2 separate regions of the Homo sapiens genome follow, and region 2 is linked to region 1. The links are chromatin loops, found by intact Hi-C in ENCODE. Cell type or tissue: heart right ventricle. All regions are shown on one strand. Links, peaks and the distances in the headings refer to the core of each region. The heading gives the core; the rest is flanking DNA. Region 1 overlaps PTPRT (protein tyrosine phosphatase receptor type T). Region 2 overlaps LOC101927182 (a long non-coding RNA gene).

Region 1 (15,366 bases), core at 4,451-12,450:
TTTTGTTAAATCTTTTAACTCCTCATTGTGGTTTATATGCTTGGTTTACAAATTACTGAGATGTGTAAAATCTCCCACTATGATGTGTCATTTGAAAATTTTTCCTCCTAGTATAATCAAGTTTTATTTCATATGTTTTAACCTGCTTTATTTGGTACATACAAATTTAGAATTATTGTACCTGACTAGTGAATTTATCCTTTCATCACATAGCTTCATTTTTTCATAATAATTTTTTTTGCCTTAAGCTCTGTTTTGTCTGATATTATTATAACTACACCAACTCTCTTTTTGTTAGTTTTGCCCAGAGTATCTTATTCTATTCAAAAATATTGTATGAAACTTCTCAACTTTTTTACTTCCTGTCTTTTTGAATACTTATATTGGCGATGTGTCTCTTAAGGAACATGCAGCTTAAAAAATGAAATAAAACTTTCTATTGTAAAATATAGTATAACTATAGAAAACAGAATAGGACAAATATAGAGCTTAATGAATATTTATGAAGCAAATAGTCTCGACATCAGCACTCAAGTCAACAAATACAATTTGCTGGCCATCATGGAATCCCCGTCCCAGTAACATACCCTTTTCGGCCCCTCAAAGTAACCAGTATCATGACTTTTATAATAACCCCTTTCTTCTTTTATTTATAGTTTTGTCTTCCAAATACACATCCCCAGGCACCACGGCTTAGATTTTTCTGTTTTGGTTGTATATTTTTAAAGACAATGCCTTCAGTCTCTTCTAGTCTATCAGTCCTGTCTCCAGCCTACTACTCTCCAATTTTCCCAGTGCAATTTATTTGTTAAAATACAGGGTCATTGCATCTACATGCTTACTCTAACTTCATCTTGTATTTTCTCTGCCCCAGCTCTGAGATGAACTATTTATCTAAGGATGCCTAGTTCCTTTTATGGGAGATGGTATTTAGAAACCAAGATCTGCATGCTAGTTGTGTTCATTGTTACTAGGATATCATTCTTTCCAGGGCTTGTCAGCAGACAGAGCTTGGAAAGACATATATATATATATATATATGTATGTATGGGTGTGTGTGTAGATAGATAGATAGATAGATAGATAGATAGATAGATAGATAGATAGTAACTCATGCCTAAACACAAACCCATATCTATTTATCTATCTACCTATCATCTATCTATCCGTCCACCCACCAACCTACATACATATGTGACTATCTGTCTGTCTGTCTATCTATCTATCATCTACCTATCTAATCCATCCATCCATCCATCCACCCACCCACCTACCTATATACATACATACATATCTCTCTCTATGTGTATCTACCTATCTAACCTACCTAGTGACCTACCTACCTACCTACCTACTCACCTGTCTATCCATTCTGATATTTCTGATTCCAGTTCAACAAATTTCATTCATGCTTTACCAAGATTTTGGCCATTTCATATGAGTTCAAGATAAAATACCCCTTAAGCTCATATAAAAACTTACGATTTAAATTTAGGACTACAAGTTCTCCTATCTTACAAATGTATTGCCTTTCTTCTTCACCAAGAATCCTGGTTCTCACGGAGATAAGGGTAAAATAGAAATTAGAATGTCATGCTTTCTATGTTGTACACCTAACAGTCTCAGAATGACAGAAGTAATTTCAATACTACGTCCATTTATTTGATTATTAAAACAATAAATTGATTTATAGATCCTTTTCCAATATTCCTGCATCTTTAATAGGTGTGCTGAATTTATGTTGTCAGAGCATATAGCCATTCAATACTGTACTTTTTTCCATAGAATATTTATTTAATGTTCACCAGTAGCCTTTATGCTGATATCTCTCTAATCATGTTGGTTGACTGAAACTCATTGAGTAGATTATTCAGGAAGAACCCATTAGAACAATATTATCTGATTTCCTGCATGTTGATAGCAATTTGCAGTTTTTAATGCTTGAAAGTCAGTCTTGCTGTATATAAAGTGCTTGGTTTACATTTTTTTACTTGAGTATAATAAATATATCACTTTATTTTATTCTGGCACAAAGCATTGCTGCCAAAAGACTGATAACATTCTGGTTTTCTTTCCTTTTTGTATGACTTAGTCGTTTTTCCTGGAAGCATGAAAGAATTATTTTCTTTTGAGGTCCAAAAATTTTACTAAAACATGGCTCAGTGTTGGCAATCCAGGTTGGTGTTCTCAAGTAGGTATGACCGCCCTTTCAATAAGTAATTATTGAAGTTATTTCAGAAAAAGAAATAGTACAACAAGAACTTTTTCTTAAATTTTACTTTTTGATATTTGTGCCTTTGCTTTGGGTTTCTTCTTTGGGAATTCCAGTATAATGATTTTCTTAGCCTGTCTTGTAACTTTTTCCTTTTCTCTTGGATCTAGTTGCCTCTTGCTTTTGTAAAAGTTTCCTTCTTTAACTTAGTTTTCTCCAGGCACTAGTGGTTGTGTGAATTTATTCGTGTGTGACTTCTACCTTAGTCTCCATTTCTTAGATATATTTTCTTAAATTTATAATTTATTTCCTGAGTCCTATGACTACATTCTGAGTTTTCTAATTCTGATTTTTGTTGTTGTGTCTCATATCATTTTCTTAATGTCTTTAACGCTTTCTGAAATAGTTCTCATCTGACTCGTAGGCACATTTATTTGGCAAACTTTGATTTTCTGGAGGGGTGTTATTCTCCTTTTTCTTTGAGATGGAGTCTCACTCACTCTATTGCTCAGGCTGGAGAGCAGTGGTGCGAGTTCAGCTTACTGCAACCTCCGCCTCCCAGGTTCAAGCAATTCTCCTGCCTCAGCCTCCTGAGTAGCTGGGACTATAGGTGTGTGCCACCACACCCAGCTAAGTTTTTCTACTTTTTGTAGAGATGGGGTTTCACCATGTTGGTCAGTCTGGTCTCAAACCCTGACCTCAAATTATCTGCCCACCTTGGCCTCCCGAAGTGCTGGTATTACAGGTATGAGCCACCATGCCCGGCTTTCTTTTTCTTGACACTAACTTTGCATGTGTTTTTATTTCGATTATCTTCTGTCTTCCCATTTATATGAAATTGGTTTCCCTGAGCATTTAGAAGAGAATATAGTCCAAAATTTCATTTCTAAACTCACAGAGCTCTCTTTTCTCCTGTATATGGTATGCACGAATATGGTGGCTCATTTTCTGATACTCGCAGATCTTCAATTTCTTGTCACTGTTGTCTCTGTGCTACTCAATTTAGATCCTTAATTTCATTGTTTATTCCTGGAAGGGAATTTTGACTGGTTCCTTCTGAGAGTCCACAGGGCCTAGACTACTCCAGACACATAAGGTCTTACTGTTGACCCCTTGTTTTTATCCTCTACTGAAAATTGCAAGATCCTTCACAGTTTTAGCTACAATTCTCAAATTTGATGTTTGAGCTTTCCAGGAAGTACCTGTTAGTTATGTGTGACTCTGAAGCCCATACGATGCCTTATTACTTTCCTCTCCTTCTCCCTGAGTAGTCCTGACACCATGCAGATCTTGTAGCTGTCAGTCTCATAATAATTTGATCGTCTTTCCTTGACAAGTGATTTAGTTTTGCCTTGAATGAACACAGAATTCATTTTTCTTTTAAAGTCCAGAAATTTTATTTGAATGTCTCATTGTTGGACAACCTGATTGTCAATAGTTTGACCCTCTCTACTCATTATTTGTAATTTATAGGGATAACTTGCCTCCTAGGTGTTTTGTAAATATTGTTCATGGGGTTTTGTTTTGCTGTTTCAGTTTGTTTGTGTGAGGGAATTTGGAAAATTTAAAAACTAAGTCACCAGTGTCATTTTCCAGCCAATTGCATTTTCTTTTCTTTCAACAACTTAATCTGACAATGTCTCCTTTGATTGGTAAGTTTAGTACAATGACGTAGACATATATTGTAGTTATTGATAAGTTTGATATTAGTTTTTCAACTTATTCTATATTTTTACTTCATGTTTAAATTTCTAAACATTTTTTACCCTCTCTTTAATTCCATTTTTTCCCTCTCCTGTTTCAGAAATTAATATATATATATCTGCATCTTTTAGTTAAAATTGTAGCCAGGCACAGTGACATGTGCCTACAGTTCTAGCTATTCAGGAGGTTGAGGCAGGAGGATCACTTGAGCTCAGGAGTTGAAGGCTGTAGTGTGCTATGTTCACACCTGTGAATAGTCACTGCATTCTAACCTGGGCAAAATAGGGAGACCCTATCTCTAAAAAAAAAATTGCACACATCTCAGTTGAAGTCTAAGTAGTATCAATACATCACTTCCACAGCAATCCAAAGATCTTGGAATACATTAAATAGAAACTCCCTCTCAGTTTACATGTTATGGTTGACCAATAGTTTAGTTGTATCATGTTTTCTACACACACATATACCAACTTGAACTTTACTATTTTTTATATAGTCAGTGTTTATTTAGATTTCCCATTCTGCTTACCAATTTCCTTGCTCACCACTGATTTTTGCATAGTAGGCTTTTCTTCCTTTCTGGGGAAAGAGATTGATTTTCCCTTTCCTCAGCTAAAATGCTTTGACTTTCCTATGAGATTTTATTGGCAATTTACTCTTAGGTTTTGTTTATTACAATACCTTTCTCTTACCCATACTATCAACCATGTATGCAATTTAAGGTTTGTTTCTTTCCTTCTCTCTTCATTTTGCGGATTTTTCGCTGTTTTCTGGCTTTCATTGCTGCTGTTGAGAAACCTGCTTTGAGTTAGTCATTCCATGGCAAGTGATCTGTATACATTTTCAGCCTCTTTGAAGACCTTTCTGTTGCTATGAAATTTCCTGTAATAAATCTAAGTGTCTTTTGATTCTTTCTTATTTATCCCGCTTAGGATAAACTGGCTTTTTGAAACTGAGAATTGGTGTCTGTCATCAGTTCTAGAAAGTACTTGGTCATCTCACTTTGAATATTGTCCCTTCCTTCAGTTTCTACTTACAGAATACATATGTGAGACTCTCATCCCACTAACATGTTTCTTTATTCCCTTCATGTTTTCCTTTTTTTTCTCTCTCTCTCTTCTTGGCTACAATGAGGGTATTAAGTTCTAGCCTCCAACCAATTCATTAATTCTCTTCTCCTGTATGTCTCATTTCCTTCATAATATGTCTGCTGAGTTTGTCATTTCCTATCTAAATTATATTTGATTCTTTTAAAAATATGCCTCCTCAACATTTGGTGTTCTCAATCCATTATCCCATTATTCATGCATTTTGAGACAGGGTTTTGCTCTGTTCCCTGGAGTGCAGTGGTAAGATTACTGATCACCGCAGCCTGTACCTCCCGGGCCCAAGCTATTCTTCCACCTCAGCCTCCCGCTGGGACTATATGAGCACACCACCACAGCTGGCTAATTTTTTAATTTTTATTTTTGTAGAGAGGAGGTCTCCCTATGTTGCCCAGGCTGGTCTCCAGCCTGAATTCAAGTGATCTTCCTGCCTCAGCCTCCCGAAGTGCTAGGATTACAGGTGTAAGTCATTGTTCCCGGCTCATCTTTTATTTCTGTAAATGTTTTAAATATTTTTTCCATATTTGGTCATTCACTGAGGGTATATGATTTCAAGTACATAAGCTTTATTCAGGGTGGAGCCTTTGTTCTAACTCCCCTTAATAAAACTGAAACTCAAGGTTCTTTTTATTGAGAAATTTTCCTAGGGCAGGCAGTGCTGTATATTCACTTACAACTCTATTCTCAGCTCTCTTTTCACTTTTGTCCCCTGGATATTTCCCTTAATTTCACAAGCATAGTCATTCACTTAAAAACACACACTCGTCCTCTCCCAACATATACGTAATTGTTACAGAAGGATTTTTTTAGGATACACGGTTTTCAATATTGGCCATAGTGAAAGTAAGTTGGGTAATTTCCACATTTCCATTTCCCTAATTATCTCTTCAAATTTCTCTGATTACCTCTTCGAGTCTCTATAATATGAAGAGTTGTGATTTTTATGAATGTAGAAGCTACAGCAAAAAGACTAGGCAGAGAACACGGAATCTATCTGTTGTTGGCTAGAGTTTATCTTCTAATAATTTAACAATAAACATTAATGGGGACCATATTCCTGAAATTGTGTGTTTATATTGTCCATCTCCTGTACTTATATGTGAATGGCAATTTTGCTGGTTGCAGATTTTCAGGGTCAAACTTTATTTCTCTGAAATATTTACAGATATTATTCTACTGTCATTTAGCATTTAATGTTACTATGGAGAGTGTTTTTTTTTTTAATTTTGTAGGCCATTGATATGTTTGCTTGTACACCAAATAATTCTTTGTTTAGATTTAAAGTCCATTAATTTTACTTGATATATCCTTGTTTTGAATATTCTAAAGAGTGTTTCCCCAGAACACAATGTGATATTTCCTTCTTTAGGTTTAAGACTCTCTTAATTTCTGCAGCAAATTCTTGTGTTCTATCTGGATTTTTTCTCTTATCATTCTTCAGTGTTTTCTTTGGGGCCACCACATATGTGTATGTTAGACTCCTTTGTCTTCCATGTTTATCATTTTCTCTCTAATGCTTTCTAACGTTTTACTGATTTCCATTTCCTTTTCCTCATTGTTGTTCATGCCTTTAATGTTTTCAGAAGTGCTCATTCTTCTTTGTGATGCTTCCAATATGGCCCCTTTGTTTCTGTGATGACTTTATTTTGCTATTCTACTTCACTCCTAATGGAAGCAAGATCATACTTTATCCTCTGCTTGATACTTCTCTGTGACATATTTTTGGTAGAAAAGATAATTGCTTAATTTTCTTTTAAAATTAGTAGTGATAAATTTGGTCCCAGTTTTTATCTGTGACAACACTTTCTGGCAAGTGTTCTTTTTTTAACTTGTCTTTTTCCTATGCTTTTCCATGATTGTATTATAAGTTTTTGTGTAGAATCTGTTCTGGTATCTCTAAAATAACTGTTATTACCAATCTCTGATTGAGTTGAGTCCTACTTGAATCAGCTATTTGTAGAAGGTTTTATTTGACGTGGAGCAGGGCCAAGTTCTAAGATAGCAGAAATTCTCTCCAGTTTATAGTAACATTCCTTATGGTACATAGCATTGGTTGTGTACATTGCTTATTTTAGCCAGCAAAGATTAATGTCATAGGATTAAGTCTCTTCTACTCTACCGTTCTAAGAGACTGACTTCTTGGTTCTTTTTTCTTTTTTTTTTTTTTTTTTTTTTTTTGAGATGGAGTCTCGCTCTGCCGCCCAGGCTGGAGTGCAGTGGCACGATCTCAGCTCACTGCAAGCTCCTCCTCCCGGGTTCACGCCATTCTCCTGCCTCAGCCTCCCAAGTGACTGGGACTACAGGCGCCTGCCACTATGTCCAGCTAATTTTTTGTATTTTTAGTAGAGACGGGGTTTCACCGTGTTAGCCAGGATGGTCTCTATCTCCTGACCTCGTGATCCGCCTGCCTCGGCCTCCCAAAGTGCTGGGATTACAGGTGTGAGCCACCGTGCCCGGCCGACTTCTTGGTTCTTTATTCAGTGTTTCCTTCCTTGATTCTCCATGGTGCCAAACTGTACCCAGGAATTGTCCCATCCTATGTGCTTTATCCCTGAAATTGACATCGAAGGGATTATTGGCTTATGGTACACTGTCAGTCTTGCAGATATGCTGACTTTGTTTAAGGTCTGCAGCCACAGATGTCATCTCTCAGCATCTGACCACACCCTTAATGTACACACTGCAACCTGCCACCTTTCCTCATCATTATTTTCCAACATAATATATTCTTCCTAGTTTTACCACAGCACTTGCATTTCCTTTTCTGATTTTTCTTCTTATGGAGAAGGGGAAAAAAAGCAGAAGGAGCAGAAGGGTCTTTGCTATCTCAAAATCAGAAGTCTGTTCCTCACCTTTCTTAACAACCTTTGATATGGAAAAATGTTGGAGGCTTTTCACAAGCCTAAGTAGATTGTAGGCTGTCCCTGAAAATGTCATTTGTAATTAGGTTGTCTGGAATTTGGAATGAATTTTCTTATAGGAACCAAGTTGTAAGTGGTATTTGGCAACCAAGACCAGCTTTCCAATAGGCAGTTTAGCTGGATGCATTGTGTTAATAGCATTATTCTGGCTCCATAGAACTACCATTTATTAAGTTATTTCTAAGGAAAAAATAAATTCCAAGTTCTAGTTAGTAGAATATAGAATCTTTTAAAATGCAAAACTATGCCACTCTCTTGTTTAAAATCCTTCAACAGTTTTCCACTGTTCATAGGCCAAGGATGAAATCCTCAGCATGGCCTCATAGGCCCATGATCTGGCTCCTGTCGGCCCTTCTAAATTTGAACCATTTTCCAAACTGGCCTTCTTATTGTTCCTGGAACATGTTATGCTTCTTCCAGCTCTCGGGTGTTTGCATATTTAGTTCCTTCTGCCTAGAAGATCTTTCTCTCACATTTTGCCTTTTCATGCTTACCCACCCTTCAGAACTCAGCTCAAATTTCATTTATTTGGGTAGCTTTCACAGGCCGAACAGCCCTGCCATATACCATCTAATAGCACCAGATTTCCCTGTCTTTATGTCCACTTTATGTCTTTATGTCCCAATACTGCTCACAGTGTCTGGCGTATACTAGATGTTCAATAAGTATGTGTGGTTAGATGAATGGATAAATGAATATCCATTCATTATCCATTCATCTAATAAATGGATAATGAATGGATAAATGAATAGTTCAATATTTCATGTTAAAGACAAAGCTCTTAATTTCAAACCTACTTTTCTGAAGTTAAGGAAATGTTTGTCCCCCTTCCACTCCTGATGCCCTGCCTGGAATATCTTGGGTCTGGGTCTCTGATGAATCATGTGTATGTTACATACAATTCCAAGTGTCAGCCTCAGGATAACCAATGCTATAAGTAGTCCTTACGACAATTAAGGGCAAACTCTGAAAAAAGTTACTAAAAACGGTTCATTATCTGAATCCTCACAGTGTTACAGCTTAAATCCCTGAAATATAAATACTAAGACATAAAATCAATTGCATTTTATGCTTGCTTAATCTTAGATATCTCTATCTCAAAACATTCCAGGACTGTGGCCATATATCCTGGATTTTTCCGGGATAGTTTCATTTTTAAAATAGATTAAGCCTTTGCTGCTAGAAAGTGCATCTCACCTGTCAGACTTTGTGTCCTGACTTTTTGTTCATACAACTCGCTCTCTATGACCGTGTCAACTATCAGTTTGTCACAAGTATCTTTTTGAACCATTGTATGCTTCCTGCGAGAACTAGCTCTTGTGAAAAGTTGGAGAATTTTAAAACCTCAATATGAAACAGAAACGACCTTTTAAATTTTAAATTAACGTGCTCAAGTTTCACTACATAACCCTGATTCAGCTTCCTCACCTATAAGATGTCACGCATGGTGCATAGGACTTCGAAGATCCTCAAAAATGGTGTAGGGAATATAATTTCTGAGTTCAAAAAGATGTTAGTTTAAAAATCCGCTTGGTAAAGGTAATAAAAGGTATCTGAGGTTTAAAAGTCCCAGTGAATAGTACGGGGAAGGGCACCGTGAGACCACGACTGTCTAATGAGCCGGGTTTGACACATGTGAAACAAGGATGACCTTGTTGGATCATCAGATATGGATGGAAGAATGGGAGAAGGAGGAGCCAACTGCTGATAACAGGTATCATCAAGTCTGAAAACACTCTCTAGGCGCCTTGCACAAAGTCAATTTTATTTTATTTTTTTGGAGATGGAGTCTCACTCTGCTGCCCCGGCTGGAGTACACTGGCATGATCTCAGCTCACGGCAACTTCCACCTCCCAGGTTCAAGCGATTCTCCTGCCCCAGCCTCCCGAGTAGCTGAGACTACAAGCATGTGCCACCATGCCCGGCTAATTTTTCGTATTTTTAGTAGAGATGAGGTTTTTCCAGTTGGCCAGGCTGGTCTCGAACTTCTGACCTTAGGTGATCCACTGTCCTCAGTCTCCCAAAGTGCTGGGATTACAGGGGTGAGCCACTACGCCTGGCCTCAAAGTAAATTTTAAAATATCAAAAGACCTAACTCTTATTCCTGTGCAACTTGTTAGAGGAAAAAAAAAAAAAAAAAAGAAAAAAAAGACTTGATGGTTTTGTCCTTTGGGCATACAACTGCCTTTTTATTGAAACATTACTACCTGAGCCAATGGAAATTGATTTATTTAACTCATCGCCTTCTCCCACCATCTCCCTGCTTTCTTGTCTCGCCGTTTCTTTACCTGAAAGAGCACAGCAAGGCTTTTTGTTACATTGGGTTGTGTTGATCCTGGATGAGTTTATAAGACTGTGGACTTGCTCCTTGCTTCTAGCTATTAGTTGATTTCATCTATCTTGAGAAAAGAGAAGGCTTGTACATAGGCCGATGAGGTAGTTTCCACAGATTCACTGAGAAATTAGAAGTGGTTCACTGTAGCAAGCCCTGAGGCATATCTCTGAAAGGAGCCCAGCCTTTAAAGATCACCTTCTTTCACAGAAAGTGGGTCCAACCAAGCACTCCTACCAACCCTCTCTAAGTCACCCAGCGATTCATTGCTCAGTCACTGCATGCCCGCTGCATGCCAGGCACCATGCAATGTGGCTCCTATCCATAAGGAGTGTGGATCCTGGTGGCAGAGACAGACACAGATAATCACAACATAATGTGTTAAGTGTTGGGGGAGGTATAAACTGCTGCGTGAGCATTGAATCTAAAACAGTTAGCTTAGCCTGAAGACACCGTGGAAGGCTTTGAAGAGGAAGTGGCTTTTGGGATCAGGCTTATGGGAAGAAGAGTTAATCAGATCCATGTGGGAAAAGGAAATTCAACCTCTGAGTACCACGTTTTCTTGTTCTCTTCTTTATGTTTTTGAACTTGCATGTGCTTCTCCTGTGGACCAAGGCTTCTTTCTGATCCGGTGGTTTGTCCCACCATCATCACCCCAGGCTGTCACTTGAGGAAAAAGGTAAAGGGAATAGAGCGGGGAGATTCAGGCATCCAGCTTTGCAGTACTTGTGCATCCAGGAGCCCTACTTCTGACTTGGTGGGGTGGGATAGTGGCCAAGTATTTGCTTTTTCAACTAGAACCTGGGATAAATTGGATGTCAGTGGTTTCCGGAGAAACATGGCCCAGCACCTTCCCTGTGACACAGTGCCCAGCACAGTGTTCCACACCTTGAACCCAATACAAAACACAGGAAATGCTTAACAGAGAAGCAAACGACATCATCCTTAGAACTAAAATTTCCAAATGTAACTCCTACTGCCACCTGTTGGTGGTATGGAGATGTGACCCACCTGCGGTTTGGAAGCTATCTTTCTTTGTAATCCTGTCAAGTTGGCAACTTAAAACCTGAAATTTCCGGAGTTAATATATACTGAAGTGCCAATGGTGGTTTTCTTCAGGGGTACTCTTTTTTATTATGGGCTGTGAAGTTCTGAAATGTTTTGCAATGAGTTACTATTTTGCAATGAGTCTATCTCCTTTTCTATTCAGAAGAACAGAGTAAAGATAAGAGAAAATTAAAAATTTACCTATGGGGTAGACAAAGAGCAATCTACTTAGTTAAAAGGGGTTATGAACAGGCAAAAGGGCATCACCAGAAATTGAGAAAGAAAGGAGGTTTCTATAAATTGATTACCTTCTTATTAATTATCATTTTTACTTGGGGATGGCAGATATGCCCGACTCACTGGTGCTGGTTAGGCGAGGCCTTAATCAAATCGTCAACAGCCATTCTCAGGCACTCATTTAGCAAATTCATACTGAATGCCTCCTGGCTGCCAGGCGCCCTTGGCTGCAGCCTCCAACAGTTTCATTTTGGGGTATAGCCAACCTTGAGAACAAGTGGCTGTCAGTGGAATTCAGACTATGGATAAATGCTGAAGAATAACGCCACGTGCAAGCAACCAAGTACAGGAGCAAGGACTCCCAGTGCTCCGGGAAGTACCTGTCCCTCTAAAGAGACAGTCACTACTTTGGATAGATGTTGGCTGTCCTCCACAGGCTTACAGATGCAGCTTCACAGCACATGAGAGATAGAGGAAACCGCAGACCTCAGCAGGGAGGCCAGCCCTCTCATTTTACTGCAAGGGAAACATATACAGAAAAGGGAAGGGACTCAGCCAAGCATGTTTTATTTGAGAAGCCGTGCTATTGTCTGTCTGCTGGAGCTGGGAAGATGAGCGTGCCCTCATGGGAGCCTGGTGGGATAGACAGATGCTTAAACTAACAATGTCACTGTAGTGTAGTCAGTGGCCGTAACTTGGGCTGGGGATAGGCAAGGCTATGGGGACGAGAGGAGGCAGTGCTGTGGGACCCTTTGTCTCTCTCGTGCTTGGGGATGAAGAACAACAGAGCTTTCTGGATACAGACCCTTGGAAGAAGTGTGTGGCTTAGGGCACAAGGTCAGCTGCCATGGGTCCATGGGTTCAAGTCCCAAGTTCATTAGGTTCTTTGAGCCTCAGCTTCCATCTCTGAAGTCCCCACCCCATAGGGCTGTTTGTGAGGCTGATATAAGGAATGCACAAGTGCTTAGCACAAAGTGGGATGTCAGTGCATGGCATGATTCTAGAAGTCCTCCAGCAATCCATTCACATCCTTCTATAAAAGGGCTATATCCAGCTATGGCCAGTTCCATCTTTTTTTGAGACAGGGTCTCAAATCCATTACCCAGGCTGGAGTGCAGTGGCATGATCATAGTTCACTGCAGTCTTGACCTCCTGGGCTCAAGCAATCCTCCTGCCTAAGCCTCCCAAGTAGCTGGGGCCACAGGTGTGCACCACCATGACTTGTTAACTTTTAAAGAAAATGTTTTGGTAAAGATAGTGTCTTGCTGTGTTGCCCAGGTTAGTCTCAAATTCCTGGTCTTGTGTAGTACTTCCACCTTGGCAGTTCCACCTTAAATAACTAAAGAGGCCCTGAGGAAGTGCATTTGCTTCTTTGTGTCACAACCATATCCTTAGACCTGAAACCATTCCCCCAACATCTCTCCCACGACCCTGGGAGGTGCTTAGGCTTGACCAGTCATGGGCTCCAGGTATAAACCCAGTCCTTTCAATACAGACATTTTCTTCCCAAAGCAGACCTACAGCTCACGAGGGAGAGGCCCACAGTCTACACCCCCAATAAAGATGCCCCACTGAGCCCCAGAGCTAGTTATGCAAGTCGTTTAGCAGAGCCTCTCAAATCCCCACTCTTAATGCAGGGAGAGTTATGGGAGCCCCAGCAGCGCCTTTTAATGCAACTGGATTAATTGCCTGCTCGGAAAACAGCTCGATTCTAAATGATCCTAAATGGCCTCTAATACCTGTAATCTTCCCTCCGCCAGGTTGCCCTGCTGCATTACTAAAGCGGGACTGGTTCTGGAAGCCCATTTGCTTAGTAAACAGCGGGCAGCATTGCAGGAGGCCAAAGGCTGAGAAATTGATGAAATCGCTACTGGCCTATTCACCAGCCTAATTTGATTCTAGAAAATCAAGCAGAGGCATTTGGACTGGACTGTTCCACAAGCTCAGTGTTCCTTTGCAGGACTGGGTAATCAAATGCGGGTGTGCCGCCGGGTCTCAACTCTGGTCCTTCCCAGCCCGGCAGTGAGCCGTCTCTCTCAGGAATCTTGATCTTCTTTCTGAAGACCACAGATGGAGCTGACAAGGAACCATGATGTCTTTCAGTCAATCAATTACCTGGAAACCAGGAGTAGGTGGGGGATGGCACACAATGGGCAGTGTGTTCTCGCTTTGGGTTTGCACTTATCTGGTAAACAGGTGAGCACCACAATTAAGAGAAAAAACTCAAGTTGGTGTTTTAGCTCTGCCATTACTAGCTATGTAACTTTGGGCAAGTAACCTCTAGGTGCCTCAGTTTCCTCATCTCTAAAATAGGGATGATTACAATAGTACCTACCTCAAAGGGTGACAGTGAGAATTAAATGCCTTAATAAATACAAGATGCCTTGAGGTCTGGCTAACAGTCAATTCTATAAACGCATTTGCTGTCATCGCAGCTTCACTGCTTCCATATGGGCAGGCACATGCCCTCCCTCAGCCTCAGTCCCTACTTCTGTAAATTGGGTCAATGGTTGTTGTGCAAGGGAATGGGGGTGAAGGGTGCATAAAGTGTGGCATTGAGGTGTCCAGTAAGCAGGCTTCCTCTCCTGCCATTCTCATACACGCTACCACTCTGGAATGCTTCTTCTCTGCAGCTGCCCTCTCTCTGTCCAGATGGACAGTTTCCATAGAGATCCATGTGAACACTGAAGGAAGACAGGTCACCTGGCCAGGGAGGCAGGTCGGGAGAAGGTGAGCCAGACCCACTTGGAAAACAAAAGATGAGCAGACAGGTGTCTGCATTTTCTTCCTGTAGACCAGTGAGGGTGAGGGAAAGAAATCAGACAGGCTGTGTTCACTTGAAATATCCGGCATTTGAGCCTGACATTGCCTTCATTGGGAGCTTTCACCAAACCAGTGTCCAACAGTGAGAACGCTTTTGAATCCTTGGCAAACAGATACCAGCAGACAGTGTGTGTGGATTTCCACAAGGACAGCATCTTGCATGACAAAGACATCAAGATACAAAACTAGGCTGGGCATGGTGGCTCATGCCTGTAATCCCAGCACTTTGGGAGGCCGAGGCGGGTGGATCATGAGGTCAAGAGATCGAGATCATCCTGGCTAACATGGTGAAACCCCGTCTCTACTAAAAATACCAAAAAAATTTAGCCGGGCATGGTGGCGAGCGCCTGTAGTCCCAGCTACTCAGGAGGCTGAGGCAGGAGAATGGTGTGAACCCGGGAGGCAGAGCTTGCAGTGAGCCGAGATCACGCCACTGCACTCCAGCCTGGGCGACAGAGCGAGACTCCATCTCAAAAAAGAAAAAAAGATACAAAACTAGAGTGCTACAGACCGCAGCCAAACAACACTGGCCATATCTTAATCAACATTATCATGAGTGACTCTGGTGCCAAAAGCCATGTTTGTCCTCACTCTGCAGTCTGGATGCCTATTTATCTACTGACTGGCTGCCACTTGATCACTCTGCTCGATTGCTCCCTCTGTAAAATGGGGCCAACTATCAACCTACAACATAAGGTGACTGTGGGAATAAAAGCAGCATATCAACAATGGTACGTATTTGTTGAGCTCTCAGAATGCACCCAGTGCTGCGCTAAATGTTTAATGTATGAATTCTAACCCACTGACTCTTCCCACTCGCCACGGAAAGTGAGCCCTGCTGTTAATCCCTATTATGCGGATAAGAAACAGAGGGAAAAGGAGGTTAATGAACCTGCCTGAAGTCATATATAGCTAGTAAATAAGGCGCTGTTACCAAAGTCCCTGGCACAAAATAAGTACTCAACAAAAATATGCAGACACACA
Region 2 (15,366 bases), core at 4,079-12,078, 570 kb before region 1:
GAGAAGTGAATAAAGGCCATTTTTATTTGCATTTCTTTCATTACTGTGGAGGGTGAAGATCTTTTCATGAAGGGTGAAGATCAAACACACAATGCCATGTGCATTGTGTGTTTGAATTGCCTGTTGATTTTATTCTTATAGATTTAATTTTAGATACGGAGTTTACCTCCAGGAATCCCCTGTCTCTTCCCACTCCCACAGAGTGCCATGTGCCTGGGTTGTGGAAGCTTCTTTCAAAAAAGTTTTTGTGTTTACTGGGGCCCTCGGGACTTCACCAACCTGGGATGACCTCCTATAATAATTTATTAGTGTTGAAATCTCTCATCACACAAATATATAAGCCTCGACTCTACACTCTACACTGCATGGTATAGGCTTTGGGCTTCGACTTCTTAGGGAAACTTTCTGCTTTCAGCCACGTCCCTGTGCAGGTGCAAGCTTCTTTGCAGTTTCCAGAACAGTGGGCAGAGTTGTTCTAGCCCTTTCCATGGAGGGGATTTTTTTAGGGTCCTGATTTTACAGCGGTCTCAGTTCCATTACTTTGCTAACTGGGACCTAAGGCCACATGTCCTATCCCAAAGTTGGCATTAAAATCCCAGTCCCTAACCATTGGGGCCATGCACCCACCTCCTGGGGGGGAGATGTCATGGTTCAAACACTTTCCATTCTGGCTTTGAGTTTTCTTTTCATTTATTTTCACTCTAGAGATTTTCCTGTCTTTCGAGTGAACCTATATATTTTAAATATTAATTATTTTAATTCCCACACTCTTGTGGGTTTTCGGTGGTAGACAGGGACCTCTGTCACGGATCAGTCTACCAATGTTGCTAAAAGTCTAATTTACAAAAATTGTTTTTGTAGTGAGACTATTAACCCTTTATAATATATATTACCAATACTTTTTGCCAGGTTTTAATTTTTTTTTTGGCTTTATACATGGTGTTCATTGTCATGAAGAGGTTTTAAATTTTTATGTAGCTATGTTTCTCTACTTTTCCATGCATTGTCTCTGGTATTATGTTTAGAAGACATCTTCTTTCCTAAGAGTTAAAAAAAAAAGCATTTAGTCTTGTTTTCTTCTAGTGCTTTTATTTATTTATTTATTTTTAACATTAAGCTTTCTGATCTATTTGGAGTTGGTTTTGCTGTGCTGTGGAGGCAGGGACTCAGCATTAATCTCCCTCACTTTCTGGCTAGTTGTCATGACACTATTTATTGAGAAGCCCATTGTTTTCCTATTTTCATGTGTACTTAGGTTTGTTTCTGAACTCTAATCTTTCACTACATCAGCAATGGACTGTTTTAATTACAACACGTTGACATTCTAGTATATCCAATTTCTCCTCTTCCCTGCCTCTTTGTCTTGCCCCCACCCCCGCTTATTTTTTTAAAAGAAAAAATTTGGTCTATTCTTATGTATCTCCCCTCAATCAAATCCAAAATCATTTAAATCAAAATCCATGTCAATATCATTGAGGTTTCTTACTTTAACAAATGTATAGATTGATAGAGACAATCCCTCTTGTTTTCTGATAATTTATTGTTTGCTCATAGGAAATCTGTTGGGTTTGGCAAAAATGGGGATATGGACCCTAGTGAGGAGGCACAGACATTCTGAGCATGGCATTACTTTAAGACAAGCTTCAGTTGCAAAGAGTGACGTTGGATCCCTGCTTTCAAGCTTCCTTCAAACCCATCCTTTTACCCAGGCCTAGCCCCTGACTGGTCTCTTCCTGTGACTGAACCAATGATTTTACCACTGTCTACCAAATCAGCCAAACCAGGCATCTGGGTGGTGGGGGACAGCATTCATGCCTCTCTTTCCTGATTGTTCATGGATCCCTGTGGATTCAACCTCCTGAGCAGCTCTCCAGTTGTCCTTTCCTCTCCATGCCCACTGCCTCTGCTGTGATTCTGGTCTCAGCCTTCTTTGTATGGGATTTACCGCAGCCTCCTCACTGGACTTCCTGCCTGCAGCCCACCTTCCAGGAGGACACAGAATTATGCATGTTCTGAAGCATAAATATATGTTCTTTCCCAGCTTAAATCCTTTCCATGGCCCCTTCATGAAGCTGACAGTGTAGTAGGTGGAGACATTTATTTATCCTTTCAATGAATATTTATTAAGCAGTTACTTACGATAGGACCTAATCTAGGCCCTGGGGATATTGCTGTGTATAAAGATACAGGAATCTCTGCCCAAGGCCGGATGTTGGGTGGGAGAAGACAGAAAATAAACAAGAGAAATAATATTTAAAGTAGCTTGGTTGGGAATAGATACCAAGAAGAAAATATGTCAGGGAAAGGGGCTAAGGAATTCCAGAGGTAGAGAGGGTAGGGGCTTTTTAAATGGGGTAGCCAGAAAAGGTCTACCTCAGAGGTAATGTTGGAATATAACTGAAAGGTAAGGGGAAAGTCACGGATAGCGGTGTTCTTGTTCAGGGCCTTGTGGACCACTGTGAAGGCCAGCTTTACTGGAGTGACCGGGGAAGCCAGCAGAGAGTCTGAGCCAAAGGAGGACCTAATTTGACTTCATGATCTCGCTTAGGTTTTAACAGGAACACTATGATGGAGCATAGAATATAGATGAGTATACAAGTGACTGAATACTTGCAAATGTGACAAGAGCTAGGAAGGAGAGTTCAGGGTGCTTTGGGAGTGCAGAACAGGAGACCCTGATTCAGTCTGGAATGGGTAGGTGGGAGCTCAAGTACAGCTCAGGCAGCATGTGGGCTTTAGGGCAAAGGGGAGTCATTAAAGGGATTTGAGTAAGGGCAGGAGATCAGCCATGCCTGTGAGTAGACAGGATGCTTATCACACCCCCTGACAGGTTATGCTTTGGGAGGTTTCCTTGGGTGAGGGAGCCTGATGCACTCATCTGGTTGTGGGGTGGAGGACTGCAGGGGCCTGGAGAGGGCTCACTGTGCTTGTCCAGGCTCATGGGAGGCAGGCTGGCAAGCCAATCAATGCAATCAAGAGTGAAACTATGGTTGGTTTGGGCCTCTAAGTTTTGGGGTAAAATTTCACACATTGATAATAACTGGAACCCCTCCCCACTCTTTTCATGGCTTCTGTGTGGTGGAATATACTTCCTCACCCCTTTGACTTTGAATTTGGCCATGCGATCGATTTCAGCTGTTGGGATGTGATTGGATGCCATGTGCCCTAGATCCAACCCAAAGCTGGAAATGTGCTCAGATGATTTGGCCAGCCCTCTTGCTCTTCTGGGACTAGCCATGGAACTGGCTGTCCCAATAACTGCTTTCCTTAATCCTAAAATGAGGGACACATGGAAATGACGTGAATTTAACCTGCAGCCTGAAGCAGAGCTGCCTCAGCACATACAGGCCTGTGAGTGAGAGGTAAATGCTTGTCGTGGTAAACCACTGAGGTTTTGGAGTTGTTTGTTATCTGGCACCATCACAGCAATAGCTCACTAAGATAAAGTAGTTGGGTAACACTATTATTTTCATTTTCCAGATGGTGAAAATGAAGCATAGAAAAGTTAAATTAACTGTTCAGATCATAGCTAGTAAGGGACAGTCTGCTTGGAACTCAGGAAATCACTTATAACCATTATCTCCAGAAAAGCACATGCACAAATACATCTCTCACAGGCCTAAGTGTGTTTCCAGCAATGCTGCTCAGTCCCTGGCCTATAAATCTGGAGAAACTTTAGTTCCTGGAAGAGCCAAGACCACTACAAGAAATAAATAACCAATGAAAACCTGTTTTCTAGTGTCTAAAGCATCAACCTTGAAACCTCAGCTGATTTTAGATATTATCCTCCAAGGTGCGCAGAAGAGAGACAGGTGTTGGCAGTGTAGAAAAACCATGTTGCGGCTCAAATACACAAGGAAACCAGGCAGTGCCCTGCTTCACTCTCTCTGTCTTGGCCTCAGAGGTGGGGCATCTTTGAAGCGTAATGAATTTATGCACATTTTTGTGCATTTAATTGGGGGAAAATATTTTTAAATGTCTATCACTGTGTTGACATCGTGTGTCTGTGTATGCGTGTGGGTGTGTGTTGAAACAACATCATTGGAAGATAGTGTGGGCTAAAGAGGCTGGGCTTTGGAGCTAGACATCCTGGATTTAAATGAAAACCCCCTTGTGTGACCCTGAATAAGTCTGACAATTCCTCTGAGTCTTGGATCCTTTATCCTATAAATGGGAGGCCGTAATACTTGAGTAAGGAATGGGATTGGCTGCCACAAAGTCAAGTATATAAAGCACCTACCACCTTGTAGGGCTCCAAGAACATTTGCAGCCTTTCCCTGTCTTGTCATCTCTTATAAACAGTGACTACCAATTGAAGATTGTCCAACTTGAGGACTTCTGTGAATTCTGCTGGCATCTGGAAGCTGCTTCCACCCAGCGGACGAAGCAGGAGAGAGAGCTCATTTGTCAGTCAGGACATGGATCCTGCAGTTCTGCATCTTCAAGTCTACAACCCTCTGTCTCAGCACTAAAAAGCATTTAAGCACAATAGAGCTTAAACTAGGAGATATTTGAAGCTGGGTTGAACTCCTATCTTTATTATTTATTAGCTTTGTGACTTGGGTAATTAAACTTTCTATGCCTTATTTATTTTCCTTTCTATAAAATTGGCATAATATTTGTATCCTGTTTACCAACATATTATCAGCACTTAGCATGGTGCCTGCCACCCAGTGTCATGAGAATCAAGTGAAATGATGCATAAATAATTATCTAGCATATAGTAGGCACTTAGTTAACACTGGTTTCTGTAGTGATACTGTTGGCATAAAGGCAAAGCTTTTTAAGACAGGGAGCTCAAGAAATATTAACTGAATCTGAGTGGTCACTGCATTAGTACACTGTTAAATCCTTTTTAGAGTTCCCTGATTACATTTTGAGAAAGCTCAGGGTCTAGACTCTATAAATTGGAATTTGCAGAGCTGGGCTCTGTTTGCCTTAAGAGGCATGACTAGCTTCTCTTCTTGGCACTTCTTATTCTGCATACCTGCCATGCTTCCTTCAACCCAATGGCATTTGCATATGCTGTGAGTGCAAAAGTCCATCATTATTATCATCACCATCATTGCAATCATTATCAATATCATTACAATTAACACTATAGTTCTCATAATGACCACCATCAATATCATGATCATCACCATAATCACCACTACTTCTATCATCATCACCAGTAGCATTGTTGTAATCATCATCACTACTACCACAGTAACTATTGCTGGCACTCCCACCACTTACTGAGCCCTTACATTGTACTATACTAGCTGATGAAATACTTTGTCTTATGAAATCTTTATAAGAAATCTCTTAAGGTAAGTACAGTTAGTGTCTCCATTTTGCAGACAATGCAACCAAGGCACGTGAGTGTGAAATAATTAGCCCAAAATTAACCATTGGTGGAGACATAATTCAAACCCAGGTCATATCACTCCTAGGCTAGCTCTCTTAACTAATAAATGAAATGGCTTCTCCTCACTCCTTATGTAGTTAACTCACCCGTCAAATCTCAGCTTAAATGTCCCATCCTTGGAAGTCTTCCATAACTGCCTTCATCACCGTTGTAAGCACACAGAATTCCCTTTAAGTTTTCTTCATAGTGCTTATCACAATGTGTAATTTTAGATTTATTTTCACAATTATTTGATTGATAGCTTTCTCCTCAAGTTGCATGTGGGTAGGAATGACAGAAACTGGGTTTCTGTTGTGTGCCTTCTTGTGCCGTGCCCACAGCAAGGAGACTGGCTCAGAGTCAGTAGTCTAAATATTGTTGAATGAATGCATGAGCCCTGCCTTTATCACTAGTCTAGCTATGTCCTGCTTTGCACTTCTCTGGTCTTTGCAAGTCAACTTTATTTCTAACTTCTGTTTTGGTATGCCCTCTGGGTTCTTACTAGAGCAAGTGTCATTCTCCTTGGGTCACTATTAGCTAGATAGACTCTGAAAATGGCTTAGAAACAGGGGGTCATTGAGAATGAATAGGTTGGAGTAAGGAGAACCAGGAGGCAGGGAGACTAGGCTGTTGTAATAATAAAGGCTTGGCAAAGAGGCCATGGATGGATGACCCTCAGTGACAGTGGTGGTATTAGGGATCAGAGTTATAGACAAAGCTAAAAAATGGTATAGGGCAGAAATGGTGGGACCTGGTATCTGGATGAGGGGAGCAGATGGATGTGGGCTGCCATCAGCAGTGTTAAGATTTCAACTTCAGAGGAAGAATAAAGCATGGTGCCATTGAAATCTGTAGCCTTGATGGCCATCCCAGCCTTATCTCCCTGCATGTGATGGGCCCTTCTACATGTCTGTGGATTTGCATATGTTGTTTTCTTTGTGTTGTTCTGTCCTTTCTCTCCTTTCTCTCTCTGGAAAACTCCTACTGGCCCTTGATGACCCAGCTCAACGGACTTCTCTGTCCTTTCCAGTGGAGGTTATTGCTGGCTCTGGGCTGCCAACAAATTTTGGTCAGATCTTTTCTATACCATGTGCCATGTTGGGATGCCATCACCCCAACATGTCTGTGTGCCCATTTGCCCCATCAGCTATGAGATTTTTAGGAGCAGGCTTTGCAATGTCTTTCTTTCTCCCTTCTTCCTCCCCTTCAGCCTGGACCTCTCTGTTCCTCTCCTCCCTGCTTACCTTCCTTTCCCTCCAGTATGTATTTAACTCCTGTAATGCCATAAGGTGGCAAGTGCTCTATTAATGACCAGAACCACAATGAAGAGAGACTAAAGGATCGGGGATCAGGGGTGGTGGGCTCTGGCTTGGCTGATGGTATCCTTAGCTGAGATCAGGAAGAGAAATATGTAGTCTTTAAGAGAGCAAACAACCCTTTTTGTTTGTGATTAGGTGAGACCTTCAGCCTGGATCTTTTGACATGAACCATTTGATTTCCTGACACACTGTGTTTCGCAGTGTCTGAGTTTGGGTTCAGACCATTGCATCCCTCTTATGGGGTGAGCAGACAAGAAAGTGAGTTTAGCAATAAAGCCCCTCTGCCATGTGTTTTTTTTCACCTTAACTATGTTATTTATAGCCAAGGTGAGACCAGTAGCGAGTGGTGTGGCACTGGCCTCACACTCTCCCCTCTGCTGGTTCCTGACTGGGAAATCTCTGAAGAGCTGGGTGCTAAACCCTCTCATTCAGTGACATCATCATTCTTTTGCTACAGCCCATTTAGATTCCTGGCATTGAGTCTAGGATGGAAGTTAAGGTCCTGCACAGAGTCTGGAAAATGCTGCCAGTTACCCCCAATTTCAGCCGTTCGCTCTTTGGCCTTCTTGCCTCTTGGGAGCTAGTGTTGGGACCCTGGGACCTAATCGCTGACTACCCAGCAATTTTCTTTCCTTCTGGTTCTTATCTGTTCTCAGACAAATCTCTTAATCTCTGTTCCTCAGTTCCTTCATCTGTAAAATGGGGATTGTGATAATATAATACCTACCTCACAGGATTGTAGTGAAAATAAAATGATATGCTATATGTAAATTACTTAGAATCCTACCATCACATAAATAGGAGCTACATAAGTGTTAGTAATTACTGCTATTACTCTACTGTCATTATTGCTGTTGCCATTATAATTTTTTACACTGAGTGTTGACATTGTTCTTCCAATCAACTAGATATGGACAAGCTTAACACCTTTTTATTCAAGTCTCACACCAATGGCATGTTGTTAGGAGGTCTTACCTGACTCCCAAACCTGTAACCCCACCCTGTAACTCTCAAAACTCTCTATCATATTATGACATGTCATTGTCTTTATAGCATCTATCACTGTGTCACATTCTTTGAGTACTTATTTATTGCCTCTCTCTTTATCCTAGAAGGTGAGCTTCATTGCCTTCTCCTAGGTTCTCAGCACAACACCCTGCACCTGGACAGGTCTCAATAATTAATATTACTTGTTAAATGTCTTCATCCTACACCTTTTTCCTTGTCCTGGACTTCTGTGAGTTTCGTTCCAACAACTGAGTCCCAAAGGAGGGAGAAATTGAGACTGGGTGGAATTGCGGAGTTTTGATGTTCACTGCATTGCTTCCTTTCCACCCCTTGGTGGAGCCGTTGTTGCACCTTTCTACTGCATCCAGGCATTCTACTCTAGACTGGACTGGAAATACATCATACTAAAGTGTGAATGATTGATACAGACTTAAACTACTACCTTCTCTTAAGAGACCAAAGCCTGATTAATTCCGCTTTCCTTCCTTATAAGGAAAGATGTGGGGATGGTGCAAAAGTAAGAAGATGAAGAAGCTGATTCTAATTCTAATTAATTGCATAGTCCTAGACAAGCCATTTAAACCTCTCTGAGCCCCAGTAACACACTTGAAATGAGTTGCTTTCCATGTGAGTTGTCATGTGTGTCAAATGCAATCCCTGTGTCTGAAAATGGCTTGTCTCACAAAATGCTCACCGAATAAGCTGTTATCACTGTTTATCATAACAGAAAATAAGGAGAGTAACTGAAGTGAGTGACAAGTTGAATATGAGCCAGCAATGTGCCTCAGGGGACTCCCTGTCTCTCTCTCTTTAAATTTACCACTCAAATCCTTGGGCTGCCTGAGATGAGGCCTCAGGGCACCTGCTTTCCCCCATGTCTTCTTCTGCCCCCGTGCCCTCACTCTTAGTGTGGCTTGGACAAAGAACTCCAGGTCCTGCCCATTTGGAGAGACAAATGATGCTAAGATGAGCTGTGTAAAGTCTCAATATCAAGTCATCTTTTAGTTCCAAGGCCTCTTTCTAGCTACTGGAGTCCATCCAGCCTTTCTCTTAGCAGCATCATTTCCTTCCAGAGTCTCTGATAAGGCTTTTTCTATGTCTTCCCCCTGCTTCCCTGGCCCTAGCTTAGCTACCCTGGTCTGAGCTCCTGCCCCTATTAACCAGCACCTTTCGTATGTCAAGCTGGGTGCCATCCCTAGGCCTACCCCTTTCCCTCCCAATGACTAAAGCTTCTTCCATTCATGAGCATCCACTGAGCTTGTGGAAGGGGCACAGAACAGACTAGGAACGTGTGTGATCAGGCCACATCCTCTATGGCAAAGGCCTTATTTTGTGTAGTTAGGGGAGTATGTGCTGGAGCCTGATTGCCTGGGTTCCCATCCTGGCTCCAGTGCCTACTAGCTTTGTGAATTTAAGCAATTTATTTCATCTTCTTGTGCCTCAGTTTATTCATCTCCAAAATAAAGACAGTCATTGAATCCATATCAAATGGTTTATATGAGGATTAAGATGGATTTATTCATGTAAAACATCTAGAATGAGGTCTAGCAGACAGTAAGTACACAGCGAATGTTGGCTTTTAAAAATTATTAATAAAGAGTCACTGCTTCCTTATTGGCAAACCTTAGTCAAAGGTGACCTCAAATCTGAGGTGGGTGCCCAGGGAAAGGTTTCTTTATCCCTGGACCATGCCTCTACTCCTTAGGATGTTTCCAAGAGAGGTGTCTGCATGAGGAATGGCTGTTCTTATTTCTTCACCCCTTCATGTTTCCATTTATTTTGCCAGGCACCTTTGCAATTGTTCCATTAAAGGTAGATGCAGGTCCCTGCCCTTTGAGTTGGAACTTAGCTGTGTGAATTGTTTTTGCACAAAGGAGTGTGGGCAGAAGCAACCATGTGCCAGTTTAAGCCTAAGGCTGTAAGGTGTCTTCGGTGTTTTTGCTTGCCCTCTTGTCCTTCTGCCTTCATCATGAAAAGGACATGCCTTGGCTAGGCAGCTGGTCTGAGGAAGATGACAGACCTTGAAGACAATGGAGCAGACTGCTCCAGACCTTCAGCCTAGAGCTGCTCATTCATGCCCACCTAGGCCCAGCCAAGATCGGCAGAATCCCCAGCCCACAGGAACATGAGCAGAATAAATGCTTATTCTTATACTCTACTGAGATTTTTGGTTGGTTGTTAGGCAACAGTAGCTGACAGATGTACAAGGTGAGTGGCACAGAATTGCCATTGCTACAGTTTGGATGTTTGTTCCTCCAAATCTCATGTTGAAATTCTATCCCCAGTGTTGGAGGTAGGGCCTAGTAGGAGGTGTTTGAGCCATGGGGGGCACACCCCTCATGAATAGATTAATTTCCTCTTTGGGTGGTGGGTGGTAGTGAGTGAATTCTTGCTCTATTAGTTCCTGTGAGAGCTGGCTGTTTAAAAGAGCCTGACACTTCCTCTTTCTCTCTCTTGCTTCCTCTCTTGTCATGTGATCTCTGCACATACCTGCTCCTCTTCACCTTCCATCATGAGTAGAAGCAGCCTGAGGCTTTCACAAGATGCCCAGTCTTTCAGCCAGCAGAATCATGAACCGAATAAACCTTTTTTCTTAACAAATTAACCAGTCTCAGATATTCCTTTGTAGCAATGCAAAATGGACTAAGACAGCCATGTTATTATTGACTAGGCTTGGGTCCCCAAACCTAAAGCAAGGAATGGTTGGTGAACTGGGTTGAACCGTGTAGAATATCCCTTTCCCTAAACTAGTTAAATTACATTGAAGTAGGTCATCACTGCTGTCCTTATTGGCAATCGTTTTTTAGTCTCCACCCATCTTGTTTTATGCCCAAAACTAAGCCTTACATCTCTTTGCATGAGGGTTGCATGCAGGAAAGAGGCAGAAGAGACCAGTAGACTGGCAGACATGACAAGTTCTGACCAATTAAGCCCTGCCTAGCAGAGCACCTTGTTGCCCAAGACACACAAATGGAAGAGAGAGGAGGCAAGGCTAGTTGAGTGTTGCTCTGGGAGACTGTGCCTTGAGTCACTTGCTATTCCTGCTGCTTGGATAGAAGAGAGAAAAGAGAGGAAAAAATACCCATATTAAAGTAAGGTAACTCCTCCATTAGAGGGTTAGACCCAATCAGTGTCTTGGTGTGCAGCCTATATATTGCAATATTATGGTCCCCTTCCCTGGAGGAGAAGCTAAGTCAGGGAGGAGAAGGAGGAAGTCTGGCATCTTCTACCTTTACTCTCCCTCCTCATCAATCTCTTTCCTCATAACCTACTTTATGTATTTGTATAGTACTTGTCTTTACCTGGAGTCATACACTTACTAGTTTATTTGATTATATGCATCTCCCATTGCTAGAATATAAGTTCCATGAGGGCGAGAATCCAGTTGGTTTTGTTCATGGCTATATACCAGTTGCCTAAAATAGCTGGTACAGTGTAGGGGATTGATACATATTTGCTGAATGAATGCATGAACTCCTGGAGTGGTCCATGCTGGAACATATCAGCTTGGTCACTGTTTGCTCATTGCATTCACGGTCTCCTAGCATTTCCATGCCCATGGTTGCAGGAACTAGGAGGCCCTTTCTTTGGCCTCCTGTACCTTGGGTGTTTGCTCCAGTCCTTGACACACATGCCTGTGGTCTGGAACCTGCTCTGCATCTGTACCCCTACACTCCACCTTGTTAGGTGTCATCCCTGGACCACTCATATAGGTGATGTGGTTTGGACCCAGCTCCCTCCTGGCCCCACTCCACTTTTGGTTCTGCTGACTAGAAGGCTAATTCTGAGTGCAGCAACTCTGTTCCCAGTGAAGCTCCAGGACACGGTCCTCCAGAGAAGTGTCCCCCACCTACCTTGCTTGCCTGGTGGGGATATTGACAACCTATTACCTTATAGCAGGACCACGGATAAACCAATTGCAGAGACACCTTAGTCTTTGTGACATTTTTTCTTTCAGTTTGGCCTCCTAAAAGTCTTACCAACTTATTTTTATTGTTTTAGCTGATTCTGTTCCTCTTTGCTCCTGCAGTGATTCACCCAAATGCAGCAACTTTTATGCCAATGGACTCTACTAATACCGTTTGCAAAGATGCCTCCGTGAAATGCTCGGGAACACTTTCTCTCACTGCTCTGGGAAGGGTTTCTTGGCCCCAGGGTGCAAAACACAACCGAGAAATTTTCAGGTGAAGTGTTGGCTGAATTCTATGGCTGCTGCTTGTGGTCGATCAACATTCCTCACTCACAGCTGTTGAGCGAGGCTGGGGATGCATTCTTTGCTGTTTGGCTGCTCCAAGTTCACATACATTTTTGACATAAACCTAGTAATTGCTGACTTTAACTTACTATTCTCAGCCTCTGGCTTCTTTCTGATTTATGGCTGGAGCCTTGGGGTCCTTCGTCAGAGGCTCCTTATACTTGCCCATTAGCACTTCTCTTTATATTTGGCAAGGGTCACTGGTACATTCCTCTACAGGCATTTATCAGAAGCTCATGAACATTACAGACAACTCTCTTTCTAGCTCATAGTCTGAAGCTCAACAGATATTTGTGGGGAGAATCACAATAATTATAATTGCTACTAATTTTTGAGCTCTTGGTGTGTGGCAGGTACTATGTTATTCATTCTTTATAGCAATCTATTAAAAGAGGCACTGTCCTTATACCCATTTTACTGATGAGGAAACTGAGGAAGGGAGAGGTTCAATAACTTGTTCCCATATCAGACAACTGGTGAGAGGTGGAGCCAGGATTTGAATCTAGATCAAAACCACTGCTTATAGCCAATATGATTTTGGAAGGTAGGAAGGCAGCAAGGATGGTAGGAGGAGCAAGGAGCAGCTATCATGTGCTTGGTCTGTGAACTGAGTGAAGTCATAACCACAGAGTGTGAGCCTTGAGCCCTTGAAAGGAGAATCTTGGCATGAAGATCTCATCCCAGGAGGCTCTCCGCAACAGACTGGGTTCTGAAATCCACCTCCCATTACCGCTCGCATTGGTCTGACTCTGGATCTCTACAGCTTTTTGCCTCTCCATGAAGGTGGGAGGGTGAATTTCTTCTGTTTGCTCCTCTGGATCCACTCTCTACCCTTTTGCACCCAGCTCTGTGCCAGGGAGGCTGACTGTATGGAGCACTCATGGGCTCCCTTCCTTCTGGTTTCCAGATGGGTTCAGCTGGTTGGCACCAGAAGCAGATCTAAGAGAAGGGGAGGAGTGATGTAGGGATCCTTGCTCCCCTGCCTGCCTCCCTGTGTCTCCACAGGATCTAGGCTCCAGGTAGCTGGCCCTCTCTGCATGGCACTCCCTCTCCAGTTTCCAGTAACTTCCTCCCCTTGCTCCTTATAGGCTAGAGATATGGTTTGGCTGTGTTCCCACCCAAATCTCATCTTGGGTTGTAATAATCCCCATGTGTCAAGGGTGGGTCTGGGTGGAGATAATTGAATCATGGGGGCAGTTTCCCCCATACTGTTCTCATGGTAGTGAATAAGTCTCATAAGATCTGATGGTTTTATAAATGGGAGTTCCCCTGCGTAAGCTCTGTTGCCTGTCGCCATGTAAGGTGTGTGTTTGCTTCTCCTTTGCCTTCTGCCATGATTGTGAGGCCTCCCCAGCCATGTGGAATTGTGAGTCAATTAAAGCTCTTTTCTTTATAAATTACCCAGTCTCAGGTATGTCTTTATTAGCAGTGTGAGAACAGACTAATACAGCTAGGGTGGGTAAGAGCATTCCCTGTTACTGTTCCTGAAGTTCTGCATTATTCTTTGTGGTTTTCCTACATTCTGCCTATACCTTGGTAAATGGTTTTTTTTAGTAAAGTTCCCTTAAATTATCCAATCTGAAGGTAACACCTTGTTATTATCAGCACCCTTACTGATATCCCTGAACTTTAGTTTGAGCCATTTCCAACCTTCAGATGAACAACCTTTACCTGCACCCTTGACTACTCCCACCCCAACTATTCCGTATTGGTGCTCTTTCCTAGCTCTCGCAGAACCATTGTACTGTGGAAATAACACAGGTTTCTGGATTAGTGCTGGGTTCAAAGCCTGCTTCTGACACGTACTCTATGAGTTTGGGCAAGTTACTTGATTTTCCCATGCCTCAGATTTCTCATCTGTGAAATGGAGGATAGTATCACTTCACAAGTTTATCATGAAAATCAAATGGCATAATGGATATAAACTTTTATTAGTTTGGTGCAAAAGTTATTGCAGCTTTTGCCATTAAAAGTAATGCCATTAAAAGCAATTACTTTTGTACCAACATAATAGCTTAGTGTCTGGCAGATAAACATCGGTTTAAACATCCCTCATTTTGCCCGTGCTCTCTTGATCTGTAATTCTCCAGACCACTTATCCATTTTGCTAAGCAGTTCCCCCTGGGTCCTGCCCCAAGATATGGCCAAGGGAACATGGCAGAGAGGAAGGAAGCAACTCTTGGCTCCCCATGAAAGGAGGAATGGGAGGAACTTGGAGGACAGCAAAAATGACAGTCCAAGGGTTTGAAATAATGACACAGGAGAAGGGTAAATAATTGCAAAATGGAAGTGTAAAAGGGGTGATTTAATACTCCTCTTCACATACAGCTCCAGTGTGCCAGTTGGAAATGCTAAAAAGGAGTGTTTCTGATATCCTAGCTAGAGCAAGTTCCAATATACTAGTAATATACAAGTCCAATGGCCAGATGTCCATGGCTCCTACAGAAATGGATAAAGAAAGCCCCCCTTACCTTAATCTTGTGTTTCTTTTTTTTTTTGAGATGGAGTTTCGCTCTTGTTGCCCAGTCTGGAGTGCAGTGGTGTGACCTTGGCTCATTGTAACCTATGCCTCCTGGATTCAAGCGATTCTTCTGCCTCAGCCTCCAGAGTAGCTGGGATTACAGGTGTGTGCCTCCACGCCTGGCTAATTTTTTATATTTTCAGTAGGGATGGGGTTTCACCATGTTGGCCAGGCTGGTCTTGAACTGACCTCAGCTGATCCACCCACTTTGGCCTCCCATAATGCTGAGATTACAGGCATAAGCCACCACACCAGGACCCTCTTGCTTTTCACTGTATCCTAACAAAGCTCTGTCTCCCCAGTGGGAAGATATCTCTTCCCCACTTGGAGTTAAAAGGGCCTGGGTTGAAATTGAGCTGCATATTCTCCTTGCTTGTTGGATCTTGGGAGGGTCTTGACCACTTCAGACATCATTTCCGCCAGATGTGGTGGCACGTGCCTGTAGTCCCAGCTACTTAGGAGGCTGAGGTGGGAGGATTGCCTGAGCCCAGGAGTTCCAGGCTGCAGTGAACTATGCCCATGCCACTGTACTCTAGCTGGGCAACAGAGCAAGACCCTATCTCTAAAAAAATAACAAAACAAACAGAAAAACACATCATTTCCCTCATCCTCAAAATGGGGATCCTTGTAACTACTCATGAGCGTAGCTGGAATGATGGTTGAATCAGGAGCAGAGGATGAATATAAAAGATATGAATATAATATAGAGCCAGAAAAGCATTCAAGCCTCAACCAATGCTGATTTCCACCTTTATTTTCCTCTCACTGTAGCAGAACAGGTGCCCTTTTTCATTTCAGGGGAAATCTGAACAGTTCCTGTCTTGTATTTCTTAAAACAGCTGAAAAAATTCCTTGATTTTTTTTTACCCTTCTT

The links. Hi-C counts contacts between places; a loop is a spot of excess contacts. Peaks named below come from ENCODE experiments on the same cell type or tissue, not always from the same donor. Only the 100,000 strongest peaks of a DNase experiment are listed, where the experiment ranks them.
Region 2: it touches region 1 in a loop (6-fold over the local background); 10 of 110 quality-filtered maps call a loop at or near these places.

Annotation. Positions count from the first base shown.
Region 1 is chr20:42,519,782-42,535,147 of GRCh38, forward strand. The region is part of intron 7 of PTPRT (protein tyrosine phosphatase receptor type T); the gene reads right to left. Among named protein-coding and RNA genes, the nearest start is that of PTPRT-AS1, 440 kb to the right of the region's middle. In heart right ventricle, for the core only: CTCF peaks have their summits at 11,271 (motif pointing left) and 11,471; a DNase peak (open chromatin) is centred at 11,941.
Region 2 is chr20:41,948,442-41,963,807 of GRCh38, forward strand. All of the region lies in intron 1 of LOC101927182 (a long non-coding RNA gene), which reads left to right. Among named protein-coding and RNA genes, the nearest start is that of CHD6, 340 kb to the left of the region's middle. In heart right ventricle, for the core only: a CTCF peak has its summit at 8,044; no DNase peak of the experiment used is centred there; H3K27me3 peaks cover 379 bases.